Regions from separate parts of the Homo sapiens genome. Here region 1 is linked to region 2. A link is a contact called in ENCODE Hi-C or POLR2A ChIA-PET data. All regions are on one chromosome and are shown on one strand. Each heading gives the region's core, a stretch centred on a gene start or an enhancer-like site at or near the end of the contact. The rest is flanking DNA. Distances are from core to core; before and after follow the strand shown.

Region 1 (2,962 bases), core at 167-2,666, 680 kb before region 2:
CTTACAAATGTGCTGTGGAATAATTATCCTCAAATACAATTTTCAGTACTGATTACATAGCTGCCTAAAAGAAAACTGTTAGCCCCTTCCATTTTATGTGAAACCAATGTCTAAAGCGCTCTTGACTCTTCAACCCCACATTTTCCCCACCCTCATCCCTCCTCAATCCCCAGCCCCCACTCATCACATCCACTAGACCTGAACTTTGAACTCAATCATAATTCTTTGTGCCTCTGCTCAAGCCCTTCTTCCTGCCTGGAATACCCTCTTTTCAGTCCCGGCTAATTACATCTACCATCCCATTCCAAGTGGCCGCTGGAAACTCACTTCCTTATGTTCTATGATTTCTTTCACAATTTACACTTTTTTTGTTTTGTTTTGTTTTGTTTGGGGGGGGGGGTTGTTTTTCTGAGAGGGAGTCTTGCTCTGTTGCCCAGGCTGGAGTGCAGTGGCGCGATCTCAGCTCACCACAACCTCCACCTCATGGGTTCAACCGATTCTCCTGCCTCAGCATCCCGAGTAGCTGGGACTACAGGCGCGCGCCGCCACGCCTGGCTAATTTTTTGTGTTTTTGGTAGAGACGGGGTTTCACTATGTTGGCCGGGCTGGTCTCGAACTCCTGACCTCGTGATCCGCCCGCCAAACATTCTATGTGCCAGAAACTTGTATGTAACTTTGCATAGTTCTTGTATTATGTCTCCCCAATTTTGAGTGTTTTCTCTGGTCTCTACTCAGCCCTTGCTCACAGTCTCACTAGGACCCTGGCTAGCTTGAACACGGTCAGAAGGATCACCTTAGATTTCTGCTGGCACAGTATTTTCCATAAATTAATCTCCTGATTGAACCGTAGTCCTATAGTAGTTATCTTTGGATGAAAACCTAATGCAGCTCGAGGAGGAAGTGGAGTGCCTGTGATCAGAGGGCTGGACAAAAGCCCATAGGGCGTCTCTGGAGCCCTGGGGGAACTGTCCCCAGGCAGGCACTCTCAGGGCCCAGGAACAGGGCGGGACAAGTCCGACTCACCTGTGAGGTAAGGACGGGGCCAAGACCCGGAACCGAAAAGCAGGTCACGATAGCGCTGGAAGGCCTCGTCGAGGACTGAGCAGCCGGGCTGCGCGGCCGAGCTGACATCGTACTGGAATTGAAAGTTGTTCGGGTAAAGGACGTAGCGCTGGTCGGAGGTTTGGAAGTTCTGAGGCCAGGGCCAGAGGGCCGTCGCCCGTCCTGCGAACGCTGCCGCCAGCAGCAGCGAAAACCAAAGCCTGGAGCTTGTCATGGCCCGCTGGTCTCCCCTCTCGGAGGGGGCTGGCCACGTGAGACCCTGGTCAGGTGAGCGGCGCCCCCGTGACTTATCGGCGAATCACGTGACCAGAGGCGGCTCTGCGCCTGCGACCCCAGGAGGACCCACACCCTGCCCTTTCACTTCCGGCCTGGACCTGAGGCTCCTGCTACGTGCAGCGGATTGTGCCGGGCGTCGGCAACTGCTCGGCTCGCCAGACTGTTCACGGGCCCAGTAGAGCAGTAAATAACCGGCCACCCCTGCGGCCGTGCCGGCCGTGATGGAACTAGACAGCTCACCCGACTCGAGAAGAACGGGGTGGGGAGGCGAGGACGCAGGGCGACCTGGAGAAGAAAGTTTCCCAGATGGCTCTAGGGTGAATCTTGAATGTTGTGATGCAGCTCGCCAGGCCTACGGGGAGGTAAAGGACTTGCCAGGCTGAAGTAACTTCAGAAGCAGAAAAACGGAGGATTAAAACCACAAGTCGTTGTGATGTGAAATTTCGTGGGGCAAGAAAGGGCCGGAAGTAGGTAGTCTGCACGGCTCTGCTAGAGAGAGGATCACAAGATCACACAAATGTGATCTACTTATGACTGGAAAAAATGTGTACTTTCAGAGCCAGCTTGAGGCATTCCATTGCCTCCAATATGAGCTCTTCCCTTCAAGATTGACTATAAATCTCTTAGTTACAACTCACATCCCCTTTCCCCAGACAAAACCCCACATAGCCCGGTGTGTATTTACTGAAAGCAGTAAGATATTGCTGGGGCTTTGGGTGCAAGATGGAGAGTGCTCAGAGATAATGACAGGGGCCTGGTCCTGCAGGGCCTTACGTAGAAAGTCAAGGAATTTATTCTCTGAGCAATTGAAAATCATCCCGAAAGATCTGCATTTTAGAAATACCATGTTGAGTAGTTGCATAAGAAACCAGTTAGGAGGCCCCTTTTTATTGGAGGTAGAGAATAATGAGAGACTGAACTACAGAAGTGGGGAAGGAAGACAGCTGTAGATCCAAGAAATAGTATCCGGAAGAGAGGCTTGAGAAGTGATCAAGGAGAATTCCACAGTTATCAGAGACCCTGTCTTCCTTGTTCACCACTATATTACCAGAACATAATACAAATAATGCTATTGTTATTGGGTGGCATTATTTGGTTAGTAGGTACTTTTTAAAATTTTTAAATTTAATTTTAGTATTAAAATACATGTAAAGATCAGGAAAATGAACTTTTAAAAATAAAGGGCTTTCACTGGGCATGATAACACATCCCTGTAGTCCCAGCTACTCCCAGCTATTCAGGAGGCTGAGGCGGCAGGATCACTTGAACCAAGGAGTTCAAGTTTAGCCTGGGCAGTATAGTGAAACCCTTTCTCAAAAACAAATAAAGGGCTACTGAAATAATGATAATTTATATTCAGGTCGTAGGTACCTAATTACTAGTTACACATACATGGCTTTGATGGGAAATCAAAGAAACATTCTGACAATACAGAGATTCATCAAGCAATTTGTCTTTGAAAGTTGATTATTCAAAAACAGAGCTTGTAGCAAAAGAAGCAGAAATTAGATCCCACAGTCATCAAGTTTCAGATCCTAAGGCTTGCATTCTTACACCAATTTCTTCTTTGCTTAAATCTTAATTTTCATCAGCATTAATTAAGTGTCTGGGTACTCTGCCAGTC
Region 2 (2,888 bases), core at 156-2,655:
CGACGTTAATCCATGTCTTACATTGTTCATTTTGGCGCTTTAGAATAAAATATCTTTGGAAAGTAACTATGAGAAAGCACAGAGGGATATGTTAGTGAAATAGCCATTTTCTTGTGGGAAGCAAGACATTTCGGTTATCGACTACACAGAAGAGTGAATAAAACCCAACGCCTATCAACCACCAAACGTGACTCTGCTTGCATAATCATACAAATAAATTTTCTTTAAAAATTTTTCATGGGTGCAGTATATAAAATGATCAATAGTCTCATCAGCAGTGGAACTACAAACTGCTTTCTCCTAACTTTGTGTAGCCTGGGTGCTGCCTCACGATTACTAAGTGGTTTAAAATCATATCCCACTTGCTCCTTGGTTTATCAGCGAAAGACGTGATTCCCAGGTAGGAAAACGCCAAGTGTCCCGCAAAGGTACAGGTAAAACGTAGCAGTTACTGCGAGAAGACTGGCCCCGGGGAGTCCCAGGGCTCGGTCGGGGCCCCCGCACGAGCTGAGGAAGTGGACAGCGGGCACCTTTGTCTGTGCCTAGTTCCCTGGACCCGGGCCGAGCGATGCGGGTGGGGGCGCGGTTCGGGCGGGTCCCGGCGCTGCCCGGGGGAAGCGCGCGGCGACGGCGGCCCGGCTTGGGAGCCGGAGGTCAGCGGCTGCGCGGCCGGCCCCCTCCCACGGGAGCCGCGCCAGGGCCCAGCAAGAGTCGGGCGGGATCGCTATTGTTTTTGGCGAGCACATAAATCCCCGGGCCGACCCACTGCGCACCCAGGTTTCCTCCCGGAGGCCTTTCGGTTTCCTCTGAGGCCCTATATAGAGGCTCCAGGCCCGGACTGTGCAGAGGTGCGCGCCCACGCCGGCCTCCCGGACCAGCCTGAGCTCGGAGCGCCTCTCGCCCTCAGGTCTCTGCAGCCAGAGGCATCTGGGGAGGTGAGGGGGGAATTTGTCCCCGAGGCGAGGAGGAGGAGGCGGGGGCGCGCGGAGCCGAGGGGCTGCGGCGAGCGGGCGGGAGGAGCAGGAGGATCCGCTTCTCCGGGGTTTCCCTGACGCCAGCAGCAGCGCCCGGCGCGCGCGCCCCGCACCCGTCAGCGGCTCCGGGGAGAAGGGGGAGGGGAGCGGGCCCGCCACGGCCCGAGAGGCGGCAGCCGGGATTGGAGCGGGGGCGGGCCGCGCGCGGAGCCGAGGGGGTGCGGGCGAGGCGCGCGCGTGCGCGTGTGCGCGCCCGGGACTCCCGCCCCCCGCCCCCGCCCCCGCCCCCGCCGTCCGCGGTCTCCGCCCCCCTCGCGCTGGTGTGTGGAGCCGGAGTCGGCGGCGGGTGGCGGCGCCTGGAACCTGGAGACCGACCCACCGCCCCCCCCCCCCCGCCCCGGAATGTACTGACTCCCCTTCTTCGCTCTCCTCCCCTCCCCGCCCCCTTGCAGGAGGGAGGCGCCCTGGAGTCTCCCCTCCAGCGAGAGGGGCTGCGCGGGCCGGGCCGGGCCGGGCTGGGCTGGAGCAGCGGCGGCCGCGGGAGCCGAGCTTGCAGCGAGGGACCGGCTGAGGCGCGCGGGAGGGAAGGAGGCAAGGGCTCCGCGGCGCTGTCGCCGCCGCTGCCGCTCACTCTCGGGGAAGAGATGGCGGCGGAGCGGGGAGCCCGGCGACTCCTCAGCACCCCCTCCTTCTGGCTCTACTGCCTGCTGCTGCTCGGGCGCCGGGCGCCGGGCGCCGCGGCCGCCAGGAGCGGCTCCGCGCCGCAGTCCCCAGGTAAGCGGCGGGCGCGGGCCCGGGGGTTCGCGGGGGCGCGGCACCGGCTCAGGCGGCCGCGGCTGCGGTGTTTTTGTTTAGGATCCAGGAGGAAACGTGCAGGAACTTCTCTGCCTCGGCTCCGGTTGCCGAAGAGAAAGGGGATCGCGCGTGGTGGGGAGGAGAAGGGCGAGAGGGGGCGCCACCGGGGAAGGGGCGGCTGCCGGGGGGCAGGTCGGGGGCGCAGGGGTCTAGTTCCCAGCTTTGTACCTGGAGGCAGGTTCACCCCTCGCCTCTCTCCCCTCCCCCAGGCTCATCCCACTTGTAAGAGTGGGACATTCTTGTGCTCACACTAGCACCAGTAGAGGCCACTACACACCTCATTAAATAAACAATCAGACGGCCAATTCATTAATTTTCAGGAAAGGAAAGGGGAGGGGGCTTGAGCTCCTGGTTCCCTGGCCAGGGATTTCCCAGCTTCCGAAGTCTCGAGGAAGAGCTGGCTAGTCTCGAGGGACTCCTCGCGCGGGGATTGGAGCCCGAGTCTGCGGAAGAGCGGGGGTGTCAGAGGGGCACAATTGCCCGCTCACAACCCCTGGTGTTGATTTAACGATGAGGACGCCTTGGAGAGCGGCTCGGAGTGATCGTATCTGTTAGTGTTTCCGTTATGAAATGCCTCTTCTTTCCTGGGGATTACAACTATATTTACAGCCTATTAACCACTCTTAACCAAGGGAATTGTCTAAGCATCAGATTTTAGGTACTTGTACAATGTTTTCAGATGGCATTGTATAAACATTGAACCTCAAAAGCCATTTTCAGTTCTTTTTTGGAATATTATAGATTACTGAAACCACCTGCATTCCTATTAAGGGGACCAACGAACAAAAATGCCAAGCCTTCCGGGAAGGACCTTACGGTATTGTTGAGCAGGATACACTCAGCAGTTGAAAGGCAAATTAGCATGTAATCTGTTAAAATTATTTGACCAAGGTGGTGTACCATAAAACTTGACAAAACTTTCACTCGTGTGAGATATGATATTTTTACATTTGAAAGCAGTCTTACCGCTGAACCAGTACTTGTTTTTCCCTGATTTATATGAAATAATATTTAAAATCACACTGCAAGGTAACTTGACTGATAAACTTTTCATTTCCT

Evidence for each region. A loop is a pair of places that touch in the nucleus more often than their neighbours do. ChIA-PET counts read pairs that join two places held with the same protein, here RNA polymerase II (POLR2A). Pooled maps may share reads with other maps.
Region 1: a loop to region 2 is called in a map of sigmoid colon, with 6 times the contacts of the local background. The contact joins the promoter of HEXA-AS1 here to the promoter of NEO1 in region 2. A Hi-C loop is called at or near these places in 3 of 168 maps with a recorded cell type or tissue (heart right ventricle, naive thymus-derived CD4-positive, alpha-beta T cell and sigmoid colon), 1 of 37 single-sample maps with no recorded cell type and 11 of 50 pooled maps. POLR2A ChIA-PET finds 5 or more read pairs at or near these places in 2 of 52 experiments (GM12878 and WTC11).

Annotation. Positions count from the first base shown.
Region 1 is chr15:72,374,697-72,377,658 of GRCh38, forward strand. It overlaps HEXA-AS1 (HEXA antisense RNA 1), which reads left to right and starts at 1,417. Exons shown (of 1, transcript NR_027262.1): 1 at 1,417-2,962. It overlaps HEXA (hexosaminidase subunit alpha), which reads right to left and starts at 1,318. Exons shown (of 14, transcript NM_000520.6): 1 at 1,024-1,318. The coding sequence starts at 1,276. RefSeq lists enhancers at 554-1,109, 1,110-1,666, 1,558-1,697, 2,028-2,077.
Region 2 is chr15:73,051,058-73,053,945 of GRCh38, forward strand. It overlaps NEO1 (neogenin 1), which reads left to right and starts at 1,406. Exons shown (of 29, transcript NM_002499.4): 1 at 1,406-1,748. The coding sequence starts at 1,619. RefSeq lists silencers at 526-575, 636-705, 796-1,115, 1,346-1,725.